2 separate regions of the Homo sapiens genome follow, and region 2 is linked to region 1. Evidence: chromatin contacts called from ENCODE Hi-C data. All regions are on one chromosome and are shown on one strand. Each heading gives the region's core, a stretch centred on a gene start or an enhancer-like site at or near the end of the contact. The rest is flanking DNA. Distances are from core to core; before and after follow the strand shown.

Region 1 (5,243 bases), core at 767-3,266:
AAGTAATTTTCCACTTGCCAATTTGGCAGAGAGTAAAAAGGAACAATAATGACCAGTATTTGTGAGGGTATCAGGAAATGGCAGCTCATATGGTAAAAGTATAAACTGATGTGATCTGTCATTCATTGCCTTTTCAAAAAGTATAATATATAAATATATATAGCAGTGTTTAAAACTGTAACATTATTTTTATTGCCCAGGAAGTTCAAATAAAAATAAACATCTTCATAGTAAGAAAATGGTACAATGGGCCAGGTACAGTGGCTCATACCTGTAATCCCAGCACTTTGGGAGGCCGAGGTAGGCAGATCACCTGAGGTCAGGAGTTTGAGATTAGCATGGCCAACATGGTGAAACCTCGTCTCTACTAAAAATACAAAAATTAGGCGGGCGTGGTGGCGGGTGCCTCTAATCCCAGCTACTCAGAGGCTGAGGCAGAAACCTGAACAAACATCTTTCATTAAAGGATATTCTTAGGTAAGCACTTAAAACTTTTTAGTATATTACAGGGACATAGTTTTTACTATTCCAACTGTAAAACATTAAGACATGACAGTGGTGATTGTAACTATTTTGTAGGAGCGTTGAAATGATTATGCTTTGTTTCATGAGAAAGCAGAGTGAAAAATTCCACATACCTCTAATTACATAACTTAATAAAGTTATTTATTTTGGTTACACCTATCAATATAATTTTCATGCAGTGCAAGTTATGCCATAGGGATTATGGTTGTCAACTGAAGAATGACAAGGCTTATAAATTTGGAAAGGGTTGCAGCCTGCAGGGTGGCCATCTGACAGGGTGGGAAGCCAGAAACAGACATTTTGAGGGAGGGGCAACAGGAACAGGAATATATGCTGAACGAAGTGGCTGAATATATGTGTTTAATAAGCTACAGGAGAAGTCATGAATCTTTGTGAAAGAGGAAACATGTGCATGAGCAATAAAGCTTCCTGCTTCTCCAAGGGATCCATGTTCAGAAAATGGCCATGTTAGCATGATCGGAGAGTGGAGTGTTTGGCCTTCTGACTTCAAAAGGTGAACCAGAGGACACAAAAATTCCAACTGCACATTCCTTGTAGACTCCATGGTCCGTGGTCTCTTATCAGGCAAAAAGGAGGGGTGGGCAGTGTCAGGTTGGTCAATAGCGGTGGAATCATTTGAAAGACTGGTTTCTGTTTTGCTCTTAGGGAAGAAAGCTTAATGGTGGCCAGCAGGGGAAGGGCACATTGAGGTGTGTCTGACCCCATTCCATCATGGTCAAGAACTCAGTTTCCAAGGTTACTCTGGGGTCCCCTGGACCAAGAGGGGGTCCATTCAGTGAGTTGAGGAGCTTAGCATTTCATTTTTATTTCTCATGGGTTTTTCTGTCAGGCCAATAAAAAACAACAAACACGCATGGAAGAAGTACTGTGGCTGCCTTTTTTTTTTTTTTTTTGAAATGGAGTTTTGCTCTTGTTGTCCAGGCTGGAGTGCAATGGCACAATCTCAGCTCACCACAACCTCTACCTCCCGGGTTCAAGCGATTCTCCTGCCTCTGCCTCCCTAGTAGCTGAGATTACAGGCATGCGCCACCACGCCTGGCTAATTTTGTATTTTTAGTAGAGACGGGGTTTCTCCGTGTTGGTCAGGCTGGTCTTGAGCTCCCTACCTCAGGTGATCTGCCCGCCTCGGCCTCCCAAAGTGCTGGGATTACAGGCCACTGCGCCCAGTCCTGTGGCTGCCTTAAAATATCTGATACTAATATTACCTAGGTATTACAGACTGAACTGTGTCTCCCCCAAATTGATATGTTGAAGTCTTAACCCCCAACTGTGACTATAATTGAAGATAGGGCCTATAAGGAGGTAAATAAGGTTAAATGAGGTCAGAAGGGTGGGGCTCTGGATAGATACAGTATCCTTACACCAAGAGACACTGGAGAGCCCTCTCTCTTTCCCCACAGGCATATAAGAGGCCATGTGAGCCCACAGCGAGAAGGCTGCCATCTGCTGGCCAAGAGAATTGGTCTCGGAATGAAACCACCTTGTGGCCACCTTGATCTTGGACTTCCAGCTTACAGAACTGTGAGAAATACATTTTTGTTGTTTAAGTCACCCTGTCTATGATATTTTGTATGGCAGCCTGAGCTATGATATATGGAATGCCTATTTATTATTTTTTAATATCTATTTCAATCTTATCAGGTAGCTACTTCATTAGCCCAACGTTGCACATTGAGGTTTACGGAACTAACTTGTCCAATGTCACACAGCTGATCACTGGAAGAACCAGGAATTAAAGTCTTCTGATTCTAAATTCTAAATTCGTTTCTTTTCTTTTTCTTTCTTTCTTTTTTTTTTTTTTTTTGAGACAGAATCTTGCTCTGTCACCCAGGCTGGAGTGCAGTGGCGTGATCTCAGCTCACTGCAACCTCCACTGCCAGAGTTCAAATGATTCTCCTGCCTTAGCCTCCCGAGTAGCTGAGATTACAGGTGAGTGCCACCATGCACAGCTAATTTTTATATTTTTAGTAAAGACATGGTTTGGCCATGTTGGCCAGGCTGGTCTCAAACTCCTGACCTCAAGTGATCTGCCCACCTCGGCCTCCCGAAGTGCTGGGATAACAAGCGTGAGCCACCTCACCCTGCCTCTAATTTTAAATTCCATACTATCATGATTACTCAGATTAATTTTTTAAATAATGTGTTACTTTCATCATTGAACCTCATAAATAGTTGTATAACTTTTGGTTTTCCCATCACCTAAAATAAAACAGCACATTACTAAAACTGCTGTAGCTTTACTTTAGCTGTTTATTTTTCAAAACATGAGTAATTATATTTCAGTGGATTGTCTTAATTTTATATGGCTGGGTATAGAAAGAAGAGTAACTCCACTTTAGAGATGGCAGTGGCCAGGAATAATCATGATTCCCATCATTTTTGGCTGGAGAATTTTAAAAGAATATTGAAAAAAAGTAGTGCTTTAGAGGGGACTGTGCTAATGATTCTGCTATTGGCAGGTCACCCCAGGAGAAATAAGTCTCAGCCCATCAATTTGCTGATGCTACTTCTCTGGGAGAGGTGAGGATGTTCTCAAAGAAGGCAAGAGTACTCATTATTGTAAAGATAAAACATGATTTAAAAGACTCATGAGAAAAGTTGTTTTCTAGAAGCACAGCAAACATCACGAGGAAGCCATGTTGCTTATCTGCAGTCTTTGCTTTGATATTTCTGTGTTGGATTAGTCTTTGACATTTGGAAATCAGTTCATCATTATTGGAGCAGTGGTGTTCTTAATAAGAAAAAAAAACATCTAAAGCAAACTAAATGGTGGAGAGGAAAGGCTGTATATGTTAAGAGGTGAGTTAGGAAAGCACGGAGGAACTCTGACTTGGAGCCGATTCAAATAGGACTGAGAGAAGTAGTGGATAATACCATAGATGTTTAATAACAGCTTGCAGACAAGGTTCAACAAGGACCTGTCAAAAGTAACTCTTCCAAATACCATGATAGAGTTAAGGCAGAGGACATCTTTGCATTGTTTCATTATGAAATATTTCTTAATTATAAAAAGTTACAGAGAAAATCAGCCAGGCACAGTGGCTCACACCTGTAATCCCAGCACTTTGAGAGGTCAAGGTGGGTGGATCACCTGAGGTCAGGAGTTCGAGACTAGCCTGGCTAACATGGTGAAACCCTGTCTCTACTAAAAATACAAAAGTTAGCCAGACACGGTGTCAGGCACCTGTAATCCCAGCTACTCGGAGGCTGAGGAAAGAGAATCACTTGAAGCCGGGAGATGGAGGCTGCAGTGAACCGAGATCACACCACTGCACTTCAGCCTGGGCAACAGAGCGAGACTCTGTCACAAAAAAAAAAAAAAAAAAAAAAAGAAAAAGAAAATTTCAGAGAAAATCATGGCCAACAGGTGTGTGTGTGCCCCTCAGCCCTATCAAAGCTCAACATGTTGCTATATTAACTGTAGATTTAAAATGCCATATTTGCTCCAGGATTTAAATGAGAACAAATTACAGAGACACTTACCCCCTCTGTAATACCTTCCTCTCCTGTTACTCTCTCTCTCCTTTCTTTCCCAGGGGAGGGTTTAGTGTTTATTATTTCCATGAGATTTTTTTAAAATGGCTTTTCATTACTTAGGTAAATACCTGTAAATTACCGCCAATATTTGTAGAGGGTTGAATGCTTGTCCTCCCAAAGGGTATGTCCACATCCTGACCCTCTGCAACCTGTGAGTGTGCCCTTATTTGGGAAGTGTCTTGGTGGATATAGAAAAGACATGATCCTCCACCATCCGGTGGACCCTAAATCCAACAAGTGTCCTTACAAGACAGAAAAGAGAAGACCATGTGAAGATGGAGGCAGAGACTGGAGTGATACGGCCACAAGCCGAGGACGTCCTGGAGCCACCGGAAGCTGGAAAGGGCCAGGCAGGAACCCCTAGGGCCTTTGAAGGAGTGCTGCCCTGATGGTCCCTTGGATTCCAACTTCCGGCCTCCAAAAGGGTGAGAGGATACATTTCTGTTGTCAGCTACCCAGTTCATGCTTATTTGTGATGGCAGCCCTAGGAAACTCATGCAGTATTGATTTGCATCTTTCAGACTAATGTAATGGTATGTTACTGTATCAGTCTACAACCTACTTTTTCTCACGGTTTGATATTTATCCATAATGCTACATATAATTTTATTTCATTCCTTTCCTTTGTTCTGTAGTGTTCCACTGCATGACTTTATTTCTAATCAGCTGAGTGACCTTGGGCTTATTTCTGTGTGTCTTCATATCCTAATCTATAAAATGGGGAAAATAATCACTAAAAATAGTGGAAGTATTAAAATTCATAAAAACCTATCTATCTTATAGAGTTCTTTTGAAAGTCAAATAATTTAATATTTTTAACGTTCTTACAATAGAACATTCCTGGCCAGGCGCGGTGGCTCACGCCTGTAATCCCAGCACTTTGGGAGGCCGAGGCGGGTGGATCATGAGGTCAGGAGATCGAGACCATCCTGGCTAACAAGGTGAAACCCCGTCTCTACTAAAAATACAAAAAATTAGCCGGGCGCGGTGGCGGGCGCCTGTAGTCCCAGCTACTCGGGAGGCTGAGGCAGGAGAATGGCGTGAACCCGGGAAGCGGAGCTTGCAGTGAGCCGAGATTGCGCCACTGCAGTCCGCAGTCCGGCCTGGGCGACAGAGCGAGACTCCGTCTCAAAAAAAAAAACACAAAAAAACAAAAACAA
Region 2 (5,243 bases), core at 1,077-3,576, 56 kb after region 1:
AACAGTAATATAACGATATGGCCAAAAATGAACAAGAAGTGCCAGAGTATATTCTATACAGTGCAACTCAGTCTCCTCCCAGCCATATTTCCCAGAGGTCCTTCTACACTTTTCCAGAGTGAAGCTGTTGATAAACAAACACATATATGTTCTTTGTAAACCCAAGATGAGAGTGTATGATCATCTTCATTCTGCACATTTTTCCAATAAACAATGTCTCAGCAATCTTTCTGAATTAGTATATATAATCCTACTCTCACTTTAAATGTTGGTACACTGTAAATATTGGTGTACTATTATTTCTTTCTTTCTCTCTCTCTCTTTCTTTCTTTCTTTTTTTTTTTTTTTGAGAGACACGGTCTTGCTGTGTCGCCCAGGCTAGAGTGCAGTGGCACAATCTCAGCTCACTGCAATCTCTGCCTCCCAGGTTCAAGCAATTCTCCTGCCTGAGCCTCCCAAGTAGCTGGGATTACAGGCTCATACCATCATGCCTGGCTAATTTTTGTATTTTTAGTAGAGACAGGGTTTTGCCATGTTAGCCAGGCTGGTCTCGAACTCCTGACCTCAAGTGATCCACCTACCTTGGCCTCCCAAAGTGCTGGGATTACAGACATGAGCCACCGCGTCCAGCCCATGATTTCTTTATTCAGCCTGCACTCATGGACATTTAGGTTGTTCCCAGATATTTTTTTTTTTTGCTATTAAAAATGAGAATGCTATGAATTTCCTTGTATCAATGGGAATAGATGTGTAGGGAAAATGCCTAGACATGGCTGGGCGTGTGTGTAAGGTGCATTATGATAGATATTGCCAAACTGTTCTGTGTGAAAGTTGTAGAATCAAGTTTTCTTGCCAACAGCATATTAGAGGGGTCATTTGCTTTAATACACAAAGTTTATAAAATATTTTTAGTTTTACCTATTTGATAGTTGTTAGATTAATTAGGTATAATAGTTGCATTTTATTATTAGTGAGGTTGACTATATTGACACGTGCTTAGACACAATCTCCTTCCTTTCTTGAAAATTGCTCACGTGTGTCGTATTAGGTTGTTAGCATTAACTTTCTTACTGGTTTGTATAAATACTTTTTAAATAGTAAGGACTGTAGCCTTTCCATATGTGTTGCAGATACTTTTCCCAGTTTGTTACTTGTATTTTGACATTTAGGTAATGCTGTTTTGCAGAGTAAAGGCTTGTTATTTATTGTAGTCAAATTGCACAATTTTATCTTTATAATTACTAGGTTTTGTTTATCACCTGAAAGGCTTCCTGGTATATTGCTTAAATATTCATTGACAAAGATTTAGTTAAGCTTTCTGTCTTCCCAGTGCTCTTACAGCACCTGGAAAGATGTGAATTTCAAGGATTTATTAAAATGACTGCTTTTGTTTTACTCCGGATAAAACCGAATCAGTTTGAACCCTACAGAGGAGCCCAGAATGATTTCTCTTTGTCTCAGAGGCCTGCCTTTCTCTCTCTGTCTCAGAGGTTTGCCTCCACCTCCCCTGAACCTTGGCCCAGAAGTTTGCCTTCTCTCTCTTCCTTCCCCCTTCTTAGTGGCCTCTGAACCCAAGAATCTGTCCTGGAAGCCAAATGGAAATTCTACACAGAAGCCCGTCTAAGTCTTAGCAGCAATGTTGTACTCGTTTTCTTCTTTAAAATTAATGAATACACAGCCAGAGGTTTATTATGCCACACACATTGTGTTCACCACTCTTCATGATTAAAAGTCTCACTTCTGGGGTCCAGGACAACTTCCTAAATTCATCACCGGGAACTGCATTGCAACATTGCTGATTCTGGCCCTATGATTAATTCTACAGCTTTTGAAGAAACCCAAACTGGACAGACAGTTACTGAATTTTTGTAATGTCCGAGGCTTCCAGGAGGAGTGACACATATCTCTGCTGGATGAGCTCACAGTTCCAATGAGAAGATACAAGCTGAAAGATTGCAGCAGAACTGGGAAGTGAAAGCACGGAGAGGCTGTGGGACATGGAGGAGGGGCGGTAAGATTGAGAAAGAGGTAACAGTTGGGGTGACTTTGGACCTGAGACCTGGGCAGGCATAAGAAGTCTCACTCTCTATTCCATTCTTGGCAGGGGATGTTTCTTTGTACCAGGTAGCTTTGCGCTTGTTTTGTTCCATAAAAGTAAATCTCTGTTCACTAAGGAATTATGGTAGTGAATGGTGACTCTCCGGAATTATAGGGCTAATTCCAAAATAATCTTAGTTTTATTCCCCCACATTGTAATATTAACACTTGGGAATTTTGTTTATCGCGATGTTTAATAATTTGGCCAGCAGAGGGCACTGCATACTGACAGTCTCTCCACACCAGTCGCTCAAATCCTCAAGAGTTCCCGAAGTGTTAGGCTTAACTCAGGGGTGTTTGCAAGTGCTTTGCTCTTCTGTTTCAGACATAAACATATGTCAGAAATTAAAAGAGGGTTGTGAAGCAGGAAATTAGATTAACAGTAGCATATAATTTCCCTCTATTTGTTAATAAAGAGAAAAAATATTGGTATGTACACCCATGTCTACAGGGTTTTAAATGTAGCTGTATTAATTAATGTATTAATAATATGATAACACTACTTCTTGCATAAATCAACATAACTTCTAAATTCTCTTTGAAAATATTTTTGGTTTTATATTGTGGTTTAATTCTCAATCATAAACTAAAAAGTAAAAAAACCTGATGCCTAATGTTATACTTTCTTTCAAACCTTAAGATAGATATTATTGTTTGAATAGTATCAAAATATTGTGGTTCTGCACAAATGCTTTTTATAACTTCTTACGATGATATTTTAATTTCTATTTCCACATATGGATATGAGTATTCGAAAACATTTGACGCACAATTTTCTTCTCTTCATCTCCCCATTATAAAAATGTAAAGGTGTGTTTTAAAACCCGTTTGCTCTTGGTTAAACTTGACAATGTGGAGACCCCTTTGTTAGCTGGTCCTATGAGTTAATGCACAGCCTTTGTGTTTTTCATTTAAGGAATAAACTAAACTGGTACCATCCAATGCTACTGACTTGATTTGCCATAGCCCATCTCTATGATGTAAATATGGATTCCCTGGCATTTGCAGAGTTAAGACAGTCTCCTGGGATCAAAGCCTGCATCACATAAATACAGGAGAAAAGCTACTAAAAATTTCTTACAGTAGGAAAACACTCAAGAAGGTTTTTATATTAAAAATCCCTTATCCCAAAAACTGTAGGCTGTGTTCTGATGATGTATTACTAATTTATCAGATATATTTAATGACAGTTTGTAACATGTTCCTACTAAGTGAAGGAACGGTGCTCTGATAAGCACTGGGCAGAATTGAAGAAGTATGACATTCTCTGATCACTTAATCCATGCTCAATTTGACTAGCAATTTTATTTAGGTTTATTGCTTGCTATATAATATACTTAGTTGTATAAGTAAGATACAGATTAATAGTATTTAAATATTACTTTGGAAGCTTTTAAGGGAAATAATTCTAATTCTGAATAATACTAAATAGCTCTGCAGCATGTTGGGATTTAAATATAGATTCAGTCACTACTGTAGATTAAGTCATGATTTGTCTTTTAAAATTGGAAAGCGAGTTAACTTTTGCCCATTGGTTCTCTTTGCAGTGAGTGACCGCCTGGGTACCTGTGGGCATCTGCATTCCACATTGTGTCTGCAGTGCCCTCTTGTGGCCATGCATCTTTATGCAGATAGAGTCTTCCTCTACTACTATCTTTTGGGGCTTCTTCCATTTCGCTTTGCATTGGTGAGGCTACTGGAATAGGACTTACTTGAGCCCGGTTCATTATCTACAAGTAGGATATTGGTACCAGACAGCACTAGGAAGACTAATACAATCTTGGAGGAGGTACTTCATAGCTTGATGTTCTAAAGATTAGCTTTAAGTCATTACATTTTTGGTCATTTATTTAAAGTGATTATTCCTCATAAAATATGGTTATTATCAAAGAGCCTTTCTCCATTTGTCCCAGATCAACAATGACTGGTAAGAGGTTCAGTACAGAAGAGTCATCATATACAGTCCTAACCACCTCTGGCCTGATCTATTTTACACTGGGGCATGACTGGCATTGACTCCAGTCTTCCACGGCCTAAATAAGATTAGTACTCTGAACACAGTAAGAACTTTGTGATTCCACCTCAGTTCCACCCAAGGCAAGGGGAATACTTCCCCCATTTCACAGACGTTTATATGGTGTCTTTTAGGGAAGAGGCAAAACACAGATTGTTATGGTTAAGACCTGAGTTCTGTAGTCAAACCTAGGCCAGCCCATAGCAAACTTTGTGAATCCAGGCAAAGAATTCAACTTTACTGCCTTCATTTTATCATCTGCATACTGGGGAGAGTAACAGGTTGCTCTGAAGATTAAGTGCCAACAGGCCTGTGAAACATTGAACAGTCATTATTAGTTACTGGTGCTAAAATGCAATTGGTGCTAAAATGGGACTTTTCTATACATTTTTTGATTTTAAATTAATAGACTTTAGTTTTTAGAACCATTTTAGGTTTACAGAAACATTGAACAAATAGTACAGAGATTTGTCATCTATTCTTCCTTGTACAGTTTCTTCTATTAACATCTTCCACTAATATGAGACATTTGTTATAATTCATGAACAAATATTAATACATGGTTATTAACTAAAGTCCATAGTTTACTCTGGGTGTTGTATACTCTGTGGGTTTTGATGTGACTAATGACATATATCCACCACTGTAATATTATACAGAATATTTTCATTGCCCTAAAAATCCTCTGTGTTCTGCCTGTTCATCCCTGCCTCTCTGCTGCTCCTGGCAGCCCCTGATCCTTTTACTCTCTGGATAGTTTTGCCTTTTCCCGAATATTGTACAGTTGGAGTCATGCAGGATAAAGGCCTTTCTGGCTGCCTCCCTTCATTTAGAAATTTGCATTTAAGTTTCCTCCATGTCTTTTCGTGGGTTGATAGCTAATTTCTTGTTATTTTTGAATAATATTTCATTGTCTGGCTGTACCACAGTCTGTCCACTCACCTTTATTCCTATAGTATTTTAACTGCTTCCTTTCCTGTGGCGCCCACTACTGTGAGCCAATGGAGGAAGAATGCTGCAGTACATCCAGTACTATAGCCTTAGAATCTGGGACAATACTCGTTAAATAATAGCTCTTCAATAAGTATTTGTCTAAGTAAGAGAAGTTGAAAGAAAGAACTTTTGAATTGGC

Evidence for each region. A loop is a pair of places that touch in the nucleus more often than their neighbours do. Pooled maps may share reads with other maps.
Region 2: a loop to region 1 is called in a pooled map, with 2.1 times the contacts of the local background. The contact joins two enhancer-like sites. A Hi-C loop is called at or near these places in 1 of 50 pooled maps.

What each region holds. Positions count from the first base shown.
Region 1 is chr18:70,432,094-70,437,336 of GRCh38, forward strand. No RefSeq gene overlaps it. Among named protein-coding and RNA genes, the nearest start is that of LINC01910, 50 kb to the left of the region's middle. Within about 2 kb of position 2,017, at least 2 of the 41 ENCODE cell types and tissues checked have a DNase peak (open chromatin) inside an H3K27ac peak, as active enhancers do.
Region 2 is chr18:70,488,230-70,493,472 of GRCh38, forward strand. LOC105376872 (a long non-coding RNA gene) reads left to right here. Exons shown (of 3, transcript XR_935606.3): 3 at 1,826-3,036. Among named protein-coding and RNA genes, the nearest start is that of LINC01910, 110 kb to the left of the region's middle. Within about 2 kb of position 2,327, at least 4 of the 41 ENCODE cell types and tissues checked have a DNase peak (open chromatin) inside an H3K27ac peak, as active enhancers do.